Linked DNA regions of Homo sapiens: region 2 is linked to region 1. Evidence: chromatin contacts called from ENCODE Hi-C or POLR2A ChIA-PET data. All regions are on one chromosome and are shown on one strand. Each heading gives the region's core, a stretch centred on a gene start or an enhancer-like site at or near the end of the contact. The rest is flanking DNA. Distances are from core to core; before and after follow the strand shown. Region 1 has its middle 17 kb from the start of LINC00299. Region 2 has its middle 86 kb from the start of LINC00299.

Region 1 (6,250 bases), core at 2,792-5,291:
CAAACTGGTGGTAATTTATTACAGCAGCAATGGGAAACTAATCCACTCCCTGATTAGTTCTTCACACCAGCAGGTCTCTTTAAGACATACATATGTTCATATCATCCCCGGCATAAAACTTTTTATAAAGACTTCCAATTTATATTGGAATAAAGTCAAAATTCCTTAATGTGGCCTGCAGGAGCTGTTCCAGCCTAACCTTTGTCCTCATTTGTTTTCATTCACCCGCTTGCTTGCTAAACTCTAAGCAAAGTGGCCTTCCTTTTGTTCATCAAACAGTCCAAGTTCTTCCTGCCTCAAGACCTGGGACAGAGATCAGAACCTGTCACAAACCTCATCTGTTTTCTTCCTAGTGCCATAGAGAGGTTACACTTCGAGTCTCCCTTGAAGTTAACTAGGACCATGTGACTCTTTGGTCCATAGACCAAATAGAAGACTGATCTCTACCCCTGCTGACCCAGGCCCCTGCAATTCACCCTGCCGCCCTCTGCTTCCCTCTGACAGCTGAATGCACAGGACATGGGGTTTGGAGGTTGGTAGAGTCCAATTACCATGTGGCTGAACGAATTTCACTTTGGCAGTGATGTGAACAGTGGTGGACTGGGATAGAAAGACTGGAGGTAGAGGGACCAGTTAGGAAACCACTGGTAAAAAGAATAACAATAATAAATGTATATTGTTATATTGTTAACATTTATTATATCATAAGTATAATATATACCAAGCACTGCACTAAGAACAGAATTCCATTAAAACTCATTTACTCTTCATAACAACCATAGGGGCAAGACGATATAATTACGCCTGTTTTACAGATATGAAAACTGAAACAGAGAAGTTAAGTAACTTCCCAAGATCATACAGCCAGTGAGCAATGGAATGACAATTTGAACCAGGCAGTCTGATGCCAAGTCCAATGCTTTTAACTACTACTTTATACTGGGGTTGCTGTTACTTTCAAGGACAGTGGCAGCAGAGAAAGAGAAATCCCAATGTAAGGAAAAAGTTGTCAGACATGACACAAAGTGTTTAACCACAGTGAAAACAGAGGAGCTGTGTTATTCTGGCTCTTTCCAGTGTTTAACCTAGCCTCATACAAAATCCCCTGGATACTAGATTCCCTTTTTTAATAGAAACCAAGCCTTGGAATCAAGTAACATTCCCACCATTAAGGTGTCCTCAAACCTGTGCCTGGTTACTTCTGCCCTTTCACTCCACATCTCTCACAACCTCTAGACAAGGAGAGGCCAAGAGAACATTGCAGGGAACTAAACAGAGATCATAACCAAGGGCAAAAACGAGGACGGTTCTTCTTGGGAAGTTGGAGTGAGTATTTGGGATTACTACAGACAATTGTAATTCTCCTGGGTGCCTGTCACCTTTGCCTTTCCAGTCCTAATCTCGGTAGTAGGTATTTATAAACAGTACCTGTATTAGTTCATTTTCATACTGCTATAAAGAACTGCCTGAGACTGGGTAATTTATAAAGGAAACAGGTTTAATTGACTCAATGTTCTGCATGGCTGGGGAGGCCTCAGGAAAATTACAGTCACGGCGGAAAGGAAAGCAAGGCACCTTCACAAGGCAGCAGGAAGGAGAAGTGCCTGATGAAGCAGGGAACGGCCCCTTATAAAACCATCAGATCTCGTGAGAACTCACTATCACGAGAACAGCATGGGAGAAATTGCACCCCCATGATTCAATTACCTCCACCTGGTCTCTCCCTTGACACTTGGGGATTATGGGCATTAAAATTCAAGATGAGATCTGGGTGGGGACACAAAGCCTAACCATATCAGTGCCCAATCGAGCTGCTCCTGATTAGGGAGTGACATTAATAGAACGCCCCTCCATAGTCCTGGATTCATAAAGAGTTCTCTGCAGTTAGGTCCCCTATTGATTTGATCACATGACTTTTTTTTTTTTTATTTCTTCAAATAACAAGTCTAGTCCTGCATGCGGGCCTGCTTCAATTAGACGCCAGCACTACGATAATTGTAATTTTTTCCTTTGGTATGCATGAGTGTTCCTGTGGGAACATAATTTAGCTGGACATATTAAATCATGTCATCGGCAGTCACAAGCCAAATGAATTATTGATCAATGGCTGTGAAATCAAAGTGCATCTGCAGAATTACATTTGGAAGCAGGGATTCATTTACAGTAAACTTGACTCTGGAAGTGCTCCATCTGACTGAGTGCAGGGTGGAGTGATCTCTCCATGGCTTTACTTCTTATCCTCTAAGTATCTGTATTGTGTCTTTGAAAGGGCCTTGCTGAATCTAAAGTAAATACAAATGCTGCCGTGATTATCATTTGAGGTGATTGTCTTCTATTTAAGAGTAGAAATAGAAAATTGGAGTTTCCAGCCTGTATGTTACCTCCTACCCAAAATGACACCACTGCTACCAATATTCCTCAGCAGCCATTGAGTGACACTGTGGCAGGCACTGCCCTCCACTCACAGGGCTCCTTCACTGGCCTTCCTTGCTGGGATTGTTCTTCCCTCACACAGCCACATGGCTAGTTCCCTTGCCCCTTATGTGTCATGCTGTTTAATCGTCTCCACCCTGTTAGGCCAGCACAATTATTATCCCCACTGGACAAACAAGGAAACAGACAGGGTTAAAGAACTCTCCCAGAACTGCACAGCTAGCAAGCAAGACAGGTAAGATTCAAACCCAGGCAGCGTAAGTCCACATCAGATGTGCAGCGCCTCTGCCCATGGGAGACAGGAAAGAAGAACGTGGGTAGCAGGTGTCTGGGGAGCCTGCCTGGCTAGTATCGAAACAGGCCATGGAATGTAGGGTGGGGGGTGATTTCACCTTCATACCCCTCCTCCCCATTTCCCACAGGCACTTTTCAAATTTTCACACAGGTCACAGGGGTCTTCTGAAAATACAGATTCTGACTCCCTCGGAGCAGGGTAGGCCAGAGGCTTTGCATTGCCAACAAACTCAGGTAGTGCTAATGCCGCTGGCCCGTGGCCAGGTCTGGAAGGCTGGGTCAGGGGGAGGAAGGCTGAGTGAGGAGGCTAGTACATCTGTCAGGGTCCTGGCAGACCAAGATGGCGCATCCAAGGGCTATGGAAGAGCTTATTGAAGAGACTGTTTCCAGAGGGGCGAACAGGTTAAGGGAACCAACAGGGTGACTTAAAGACCCAGAAACTAGCAGCAGGAAGCTGCTACCTGGGTCTGAAGGGTGATGAGGAGATGGGTCTGGCCCTGGGAGAGGGGCCATCAGGGGAATCATCTCCAAGGGAATCATCTGGTGCCTGTGCCTCGGCTAAAGAGGTGCCCTCCCAGTGGCTGGTTTGTGTGGTCTCCTGCATATGGTGTTCAGCTACACCTTGGCCTCCTAAGCAAGGAAAGCCATGCCTCCTCTGGGCACCCTGTAACCACAGTCTCAAGGATCCCATGCCTCCAGTAACCTCCATCCTCTCCCACATGGAGCCACAAGAACCTGAGACCTCTTCTACACCTTCTAATGGACTCAGAAACCTGGAATGGGGTGAGGGTGACCTGCATCTTTCTCCCAGGCATATAATACTGTGGTCTCAGCTTGCCTCCTGCCTTCAGAAATCTCTGGACCCAAAATAGACAACAGCCTCTATGGCCGAGCACATCCTCCAACTGCAGGGAACCTGTGTGAAGCTCTCCTAAAGACTCCCCCAGATTCCACTTTGACAGCAGCACCAAGACGGGCCCCGGGACTTCTGGAGCTCAGCAAGTGTCCAGAGGGAGAAAGCTGCCAGGCTCCTCATGCTGCAGACACTTCCATGGGCCCTAATAATTCCCCTGGAGACCTGCCCTTGACTTCAAGGAAAGACACCACCTCTACTGTGGGACTCCCCCACCGCCAGACTCCATGTACCCAAGAACGCCAGCCACCCGACTTCCTGGGGATGGCAGTGGCAGGATGGTGGCTGCTGTTTATAGGGCCTATGGAAGGTGTCCAATATTAATTTCTAACACTCTCTTTAGAATATGAGAACACTTAACACATTTTGTTTTCAATTATGGGTCTTAGTTGCACGAGAAAAGCTTCATGCATCATCTTACTACAAATGAAACCAGAACATACCCGTAGATGGACTTGTTAACAATGCTGGTAAAAGTGTGGTTAGGAGAGGTTGCTGCACCTTCTCAGAGAAACGAGCTTTGGCTTTGGGTTTTATTGCAACTCTCACCTTTACTGCAACTGTAACTGAGTCTCGTTACAAATCCTGCACATTTACTCTTCCCAAGGGCCTTGTGTGTGACGGATACTCAAATATTTTTTGATGTTTGTAAAGCAACCCCATGTTCTTTGACACATGGATTTTAAGCATGTGATTAGAGGTCATAGCTGCAAAACCAGCTGGCGCCAGAGGTCCTTCCTCCTCCATCTGAAGCAGCAATTCCTCAGAGAGTCCATGGAGTTTGGGAGAAATGGACAAGAAAGAGTTGAAGGAAAGGGGATCCCCACAACGTCAGCTACACCAGCCAAATAAACAGAGGCCATGGGAGGGGTGACAGATGTTGCTGTCAAAACACATCATCATGAGCATTGTGACACTAAGCTGACAGTGTGTCTAGTAATAAGATTGACATATGAGGTTCAAGTCATACAATCTGGGAGGTTTAGTTGTAAAATGATCAAAATACATGCAATTTCTGCCAGGACCTCATCTCACCATATATTGTTGGAAGGCATCTGATTCCAACTATCCTGGCCACTCCTAATGGGTTTTTCTTCAAGCAAATTTTATGGCCTTCAGGCTCCAAGAAGCATGATATCCACTTTGTAAGTCCTTCCTAATTGGCTATCCACATTCCTACGCACTGCACCCTATCTCCCAGGGGCATGTGGTGGCTGTGGAAGGCCTGCTTTTTCATGATATCTGTTCAGCTGAGCATTCTCTTTGAGGACTAGGATCCAATTTCAGTCTGGACTGTTCATGGCATTATAACAACCATAATACCTAACAATCATGATGTGCTTACTGCATGCCACGCTCTGTTTTAAGAACATTACATGTGTTACTTCACTTAACCCTCCAACAATCATATGACGCGTGCAGATTAGGAAATTGAGGCACGAAGCTGGATAGACTACAGTGACCAGTGACAGGGTGAATCATTGAGACAGTGAAAAAAACAGAGATGAGGACTCGGTGCACCTGCTTTCTACTCCAAATTTCTATGGGTGATCTGTTATGTTTTCCCTCTCTGCTGACTAGTAGATGATAAATAACTCTGTATTTGCAAGAAGAATCTCTCAGGTGTCCATGCACAGTTCGCTTTCACTCTGTGAGTCTAACTGCAAGACTTCTTTAGGGAACATCACCCAACAGCATAGACCTCATAGTGATGCAAAACAAATAAGTCACATTTGTGATAACCAAAAATTGCTTTGTGTAGTAAAGCGTGACTTTAATAAGCTTTAAATGGTACAATTGCATAATTTACAATGGATATACTCTAATAGCACCATTTCTATAGCTCACACCCTGGCAAAAATTTTAAAGCCTAATTTCCATTGGAAAAATAACTTTCTCTTTTGCAAGTGGTCTCTAAATGAGAAAAGGCATTTGTATCAATTACTCGACACAGGAGACACAGTGTTGATCTACAAAATGAATTTTAGAAGGGAAAGGGATGGGAAGAGAGAGAGAAAATAATTTTAAGTAAATTGCATGCTGGACCTGCCAAAAGAGTATCTGGGTCCCAGCAAGAAGAGAACCTAGTTACTCCAAGGCATCTCACACCTCACGCTCTCTTTCCACTGCCTCTTGTTCAACTTCACCTAACACCTAGTCCCACTGTACTCATGTACATTATTTACCTATTGAGGCAAAGCCTACAATAGTGGAAATGGACACAGAAGTGTTGCTTAGGAAAAGGAACGTCATTTGAACAGCTGAAGACTGCATGTTATTTATCAGGATATTCAACCAAGCCAAAGGAAAAAGCAGCCACCGTGCACAGGGAGTTACAGCCCTGCTTGGCCCAGCTGTGACACAAATGGAGTGACAAAGTGAGCTGGGAGAAGAGAGCAAAAACATCCTCCCAGGTTCTCCTGGACAGAAAGCGGGACCTCTCCATCCCCTCTACAAGCAGAATTCGTGTGCTTTTCAAGCTCATTTCAAAACAATGGAATCCTTGAAATCAAATCCCAAACAGCCTGGAAAAAGAAGATACTGACAGTTATGAAAACCAGAAATGGTTATTTCTAGGTAGGTTCTGATTTTTTTAGTTACTTGTTTTCA
Region 2 (6,234 bases), core at 255-2,754, 66 kb after region 1:
GAGACCATTAAAACCAGAATCTCATAGGGTCCCACTGAAGAGTCAATGGAGTAGTGCTTAGTACAGGATTTAGCCCAGAGCGAGCTCTCAGGAACTTTTGTTATATTTAATGATCATTTTGTACCTACGTGATCTCCACCACACCCACGACTTCGCCATACCCCCACATCCGCATCTGCAGCTCTCTTCTCTTCCCCATGGCCTGCCCTAGAAGTCTGACAGCCTTATGGGCATCACCCCAAAATTACAACGAACACCTCTAACTTTTCAGACTCCTCAAATTAATCGTCTTTCCTCAACTGTGCCTCCTTCTTCCTTGATCTCGGGGATGACATCAGCACGCAATGCTTCCCCAAAAAAGAACTCAGACACCAGCAAAGACTCGCCCTCTCATTTCATCCAATAAATAGATCTGATTTACTAGAACCTCTTGGCTGGATAATCTCCTTCCCCTTCCCAATACCATCTGGGGACTCGTTCTCACCTGCCCAGCCCCAGTGCCCCCAGGCTGGGGTCCCCAGAATGTCTCGCACACGATGGCCGACACACACGTCTGATCATGTCCATGTCCTGGTGAGAGCCACCCTGGCCCTCCATGGCTTTCCAGATAAGGCCTGTGCTGCGGTCGGCACCTGAGGCCCTCCCGGTCTCTCCTGCTTTTCTAGCCAGGCCTCCATAAATGTCGGCCTCACATTTAGTAAAGCATGATGGGTTCTCCATGAATAACTAGAATGGATGAATGAATGAACCTGCCACTTGGTGCCCTGAAAGAACCATTCCTCTGGCCATTCTGAACTATTAATATTTCCAATTCCCTCAACGTGGCACCCTTGAAGACAGGCCTGTGCCTGCTGCATACCCAGGCTAGCTGGCTCCCTGCTGGATTGTCTGCTTCCCAGGCCCTTCCCAGGTGGAGATGGTGGCCCTCGGTGCCTTCACGGTGCTTCAGATCTGTCTCCCCACTTGGGAAGTTATTCCCTCGGCATCAGCTTATTGCTGGTCTTCCCACTAATCTCAGAGTTTCCTAAAGTCAGGAATGACGTCATATTTGTCTAGGAGTCTCTGAGCACTGCCCGGTCTAACACCACGTTCTGTTAATGATTTATTAACCTGCGAAGGAATGGGCCACATGCCAATTGTGTCATACAAACAACACAAGCGAAGACATCAGTGTGGCATCTGTCTTTTTCCTTTTGGCTTTATTTCCATAGGGCTTTCCAGTACATGCCCCATTCTGTCTTATGAGAAGAGAATGGACCTTGAGGGCTTTTTTTCCCCTTCCTTTTTCTGCCAGACGCACTTCCTGCTGCATTGAGAGACTTTTGGAAGGTTCGCCTTTCCCTCAAATTTCTCATGATGTTGAAGAACTATAATCGCCACTGAATGGTCCAGTTTAGCACAGAGAAAGCCAACCAACATTCACCAGCAGACTTTAAATGCTGACAGTTGAAACAGCCAAGAAAAGTTCATTAAGTGCTAAGCAAGAAAAAGAGCAAGAAAATGAGACAGAATCGCTCCCTGGGGCATTGCAAAAGCAGGCCTTTGTGAGGAAACATTCCTGAAGGAATCTGGGGAAATGACATTGTAAAACTGCAACAGACGGCAGGATAGGACAACAGGCTCCCAAATAACTGCATGGCACCACACCAATGCTCCTTGTGGAGGGAGAGCACATCACAGAGCCCCTTGAGAGGCAGGCTGGAGAAGGCTGCCCCAGCACACCCGAACATCAAGGCGTTTTCAAACTTCTCAATTTTCTTTTCTTTTCTTTTTGTTTTGTTTTGTTTTGGAGACACAGTCTCTCTCTGTCACCCAGGGTGCAGTGCAGTGGTGCCATCTCAGCTCACTGCAATCTGCCTCCCGGGTTCAAGCAATTCTCATGCCTCAGCCTCCCAAGTAGCTGGGACTACAGGCACACCACCACACTCAGCTAATTTTTGTATTATTAGTAGAGACAGAGTTTCACCATGTTGCCCAGGTTGGTCTCGAACTCCTGGCTTCAAGCGATCCACCCGCCTCAGCCTCCCAAAATACTGGAATTATAGGTGTGAGCCCCCGCATCCAGCCTAAACTGTTTCTTTAAAGACCATTTGTACTCCCCTTGCCTCAGCACCAAAGGGAATGAGAATTCAGGGAAGCATGCCTCCCCCCTCTCAGTTTGCAGTTGAAAACTGGTCAAGAGGAACCAGGTACATTTGGGTTTTTTCTAAAGAAGCCAAGGATAAAAACCATGGCCACTATACCATGGACAGCTTTGAAATGAACAGAATTGTTTTCACACACAGGACCAGCCAGAGGTAAATGTGCCTCTTCAAAAAATGTGGTGTCAATGCAATGTGCAGAAACTGTCAGGGGTGGGGGAAGGGGACTCTAAGTAGGATGGTCATATCCTGTATTGTCCACACAAGGTCATTTTTGAGAGCAGAAGGAGAAGTTACTACTTACAACACCTGGACAATTCGTTGCAAACCAGCGCTACCCAGGCAAATAAGTGAGTCTGGCCACCTCACCCTGAGTAACGTACTCTGTGAACAAATTGCTGAGGTGAGGAGAAAGAATATCTGGGTTGTAGAGGCAAACACATACTTTTAAAAAAATAAATAAAGAGGCTCTCTCTGGACTTAGTACTTTGACTTTTTCCTGATGCAGTTACAGTCCAAATCACATAGGCATTTCTTATCAGCAAAAGCAGCCAATAAAATACAGAAGGACCGTGAGAGAGATGGGCCAGAGCTCTTGTGAAAGTCTTTCAACACACTGGCGGGCTTCTGCCAACAGGAAAACATTTAGCAAGAGGTGTGCAAGCTATTTGTAGATACAACCCGATCATTCAAAGGTAACTATGATCTGGCACACAACAGCATGTACCCTTTAAAAATAAGCCCATAAAAGTGAAGCTTTGCTTCACATGTCTAAGTGTTTCTGCATTATATATATGATGAATATATATATATATATATTCCAATCAGGTGATTTTGAAAAAGTGAGAAACAGATATATTACCTGGGCACTGGAAATGCCCAGGTTCCTCAGACTTCAGAACTGGCTGAGCCCACAGCACTGCCCTTGCCGGCTACTTCAGGGACAGGTGATTTGAGGCAAGCCTTCTTCAAGTCTGCACCCCAAAAAAATCACCTGGAAAAATCTGAAGTCAGGATAACTACAGTTAAAAAAAAAAAAAAAAAAGCCCAGCAGATAGTGCGAACAAACAGACAAACAACAAAAATCAAGAGTGTTGTCTTGCAGCAGGTTCTTCTGTTCAGTGGCCAAAATTTTACTCCTGGATCCTTCATTTTAAAAATTAATAAATATGGCCAGGCGTGGTGGTTCATGTCTGTAATTCCAACACTTTGGAAAGCTGAGTGTGTGGATCTCTTGAGCTCAGGAGTTCAAGACCAGCCTGGGTGACATGGTGAAAGCCCATCTCTACAAAAAATTCGAAAGTAGCCAGGCATGGTGGCATGCACCTGCCTGGCTACCCAGCTACTCAGGAGGCTGAGGTGGGAGGATCAATTGAGCCCAGGAGGTCCAGGCTACATTAAGCCATGATCACATCACTGCACTCCAGCCTGGGTGACAGGGGGAGACCCTGCCTCAAAAAAATAAAAATAGACCTAAGTCCTCTTGACTCATCCTCAAATGCAAACCTAAAGGAGAAAGGGGGCTTCCCGCCCACCTCAGATCTCCACTTCTGTGCAGCCACCTCGCAGTGATGCTCCTGGTGCTGGAACATAATGAGGGGTCATGAGGAAGACATTGTCAAAATCCTCAGAGAGGGAAGAAGGAGTGGCTGCCTCCCAGCACAGAGGCCAAGTTGCAAGTTGACGCAGCCTAGCTGCGAGGCAGCCACACAGGCACACGGCACTGGGTGGGAACAGTTGGCCCTCTGGGCTCAGCACACCTACTGGTCTTGAGCAAGTCCTTCATCCTCTGGAGACAAGCTGTGACTTGGCTCATCTCAGATGGAGACGATGCACAAAGAGCAGGTTGCTGAGCACTCAGTGCCAGACAAGCCCACCAATTTTTAACATTGTGTTAAAAACTGTGTATTCTGTGTGTTCTGGGTGTGTGACCCACAAAGAAAATGGAAGCTCCTGGAATTCTGCTTTCTGTTGACTGTCCTCACAAAGTCTATTCACCCCGAAACACTGCCTGCACCACTTCCCTTTCCCCAAGCATAGTTCACGTTTTGGCAGACTAAACCTGTTCGTGTGAACTAAGGTAAAATTTCATTAACTTGGAATCGGCTGATTTGGAATCGTTCACACTAGGCTGAAGTTTAACTTTACACCCAGCAATCCTTTTCTTCTTTCACACAGCAATTTAAGTGTATAAACAGTATGTGGAGGGGGAAGTATCAAAATGCATCAGAGAATACATTGTTTCAACACATCCAAAGCACTCACTCACAAATAATTGTTACAGGAAATAAGTCATCGTTAAATATTCGTAATTGTAGCTCCCTAAGGACTCCTAATAGGCGACATTTCTATCTTAGTTTTGTTACTGTAGCTCATTCAATTCCTCTACTATTCAGACTGGTGTTTCCCTAAATTCTCCCAAATGAGTGTCATCTTACTCCATTTGAAATGAAAAGGGTCCTATGTCTAATAAACGTTAACTTTACAGTGCTTCATTTAGTACCCAATAAGAAGGTGGTAAGTACCCAATAAGAAGGTGGTATTGACTGTGCTGATTTTTATATTTGAAAGTGAAAATCCAAAAGTTTCCAGTTGCTCTGCTACCAAACACTTTCTTTGTGTCCCATACCATGCTCTGTGTCCTACAGGAGATACGAATCCAGCTAGTCAGGCAAGTCTAGCCGTTGCGAGAATAATCCGATCCCAAAGTCTAGAGTACTAAATCCAAGCAAAATAGAAAATCTCTGAAGGCAAGTGACTGAGCAGAATTCATACCTGAGCCCAGAAGACTGTGTCAGTCCTCTTGAACTTTGCACATGCTATATTTCCTTGGGTTAAGAGAGTCCTTTCTCACCACCAGCTCCTGGGCTGTCTGCAAAAGTCAGCTCAACAATGCCTCCTGAAATGTCTCTGGGCCATGGTACTCTTGATCTAATAATAGCATCAATACGCCTGCCATTTGCCTCACACTGTACATGCCTCTGCCATTGCACATTACATTTCACATTCCCCTGCTCATCTCTAGTTTCTCCACAACTGGACTGTGCACTTCTTGAAGGCGGAGACCATGCCAGTGCCTCTGGGAGTGACCACCATCTTCCAAGGAACCAGGAACTCATTGAGCTCTTGATAGAACTTTGTCAAATGAATGAATGGATGAACTTATTCCTGTGTTCTCCCTCTCTGTAGAAATGTCCTGGCTTTAGACATTAAGAAGTAAGTCAGGGCTGTCACATGGTTGCCCAGTAGCCCTCCTGCATCAGAGGTTGTGCAGCCCTGCTGAGTGTGGTCATCATTTTTAAACATCACCATTGCCAGACAGTTACAAAGGTGCTACCATTCTTCCACAAGGGAAAGTCCCTCAGCAGAGTGGACAGTGAGCTCTCTGTCTCCATGACCCACACCTACCAGCCCTCAGCCACCTTCAGCTGGTCCCTTTGAACTGCTAGCCCGTCTTCAAGCATCAGTCTGTAATCATCTCCATGGCAAACACATTGGTTACATGATAGTACCTGTTCATAAGAATAAGCTCATCTTCTGGAAAGAGAAAAGCCAGTCTCATAAATATCCTGAGCAGTTGAACAAAGTACTAGTGTTCTCGAGGTAGGCTTACTTCAAGAGCCTCTAAAATAACAGTGTGGACTATGATTCAGCCCATGAATGCAAATAATGCATGAATGCCTAAGGAACAGATATTTTGCTGCCTTCTTTTCATGTATATTTTAGTGTTTTCACTTACTGGATCTACATAGTCTGCTGGACTTCATTTCTTTTTTACTTCAACTTTTCTATTGTTACCCTCCCTAATACATCTGTTGCCAAAGAACTTGTACTCCAACGCCAAAATCTTACTTAATAGAAAATTAATCAGTCTTTAACCTTTCCTAACTTCATGTGGGTGACCCATTTTGTTCCTGAGGTTTGAATTGCTCTTTAACCTGAATTCAAACTTTCAGTGTTCTAATTAAACTTGATTCTAACCTAAGCTTCAATTTAAAAAAAAAAATGCCCTCTAGAACCCCTCACCCTGCCAACATATGGTCAGATTTTATCACTGGATTTATGAGGCAGGGGACTGTACTGGGCTCTGCCT

Evidence for each region. A loop is a pair of places that touch in the nucleus more often than their neighbours do. ChIA-PET counts read pairs that join two places held with the same protein, here RNA polymerase II (POLR2A). Pooled maps may share reads with other maps.
Region 2: a map of natural killer cell shows a loop between it and region 1 (2.6-fold over the local background). The contact joins two enhancer-like sites. A Hi-C loop is called at or near these places in 2 of 168 maps with a recorded cell type or tissue (heart right ventricle and natural killer cell), 1 of 37 single-sample maps with no recorded cell type and 11 of 50 pooled maps. POLR2A ChIA-PET finds 5 or more read pairs at or near these places in 5 of 52 experiments (GM12878, OCI-LY7, activated CD4-positive, alpha-beta memory T cell and 1 more).

Annotation. Positions count from the first base shown.
Region 1 is chr2:8,342,375-8,348,624 of GRCh38, forward strand. No RefSeq gene overlaps it. Among named protein-coding and RNA genes, the nearest start is that of LINC00299, 17 kb to the left of the region's middle. Within about 2 kb of position 4,042, at least 2 of the 41 ENCODE cell types and tissues checked have a DNase peak (open chromatin) inside an H3K27ac peak, as active enhancers do.
Region 2 is chr2:8,411,272-8,417,505 of GRCh38, forward strand. No RefSeq gene overlaps it. Among named protein-coding and RNA genes, the nearest start is that of LINC00299, 86 kb to the left of the region's middle. Within about 2 kb of position 1,505, at least 10 of the 41 ENCODE cell types and tissues checked have a DNase peak (open chromatin) inside an H3K27ac peak, as active enhancers do.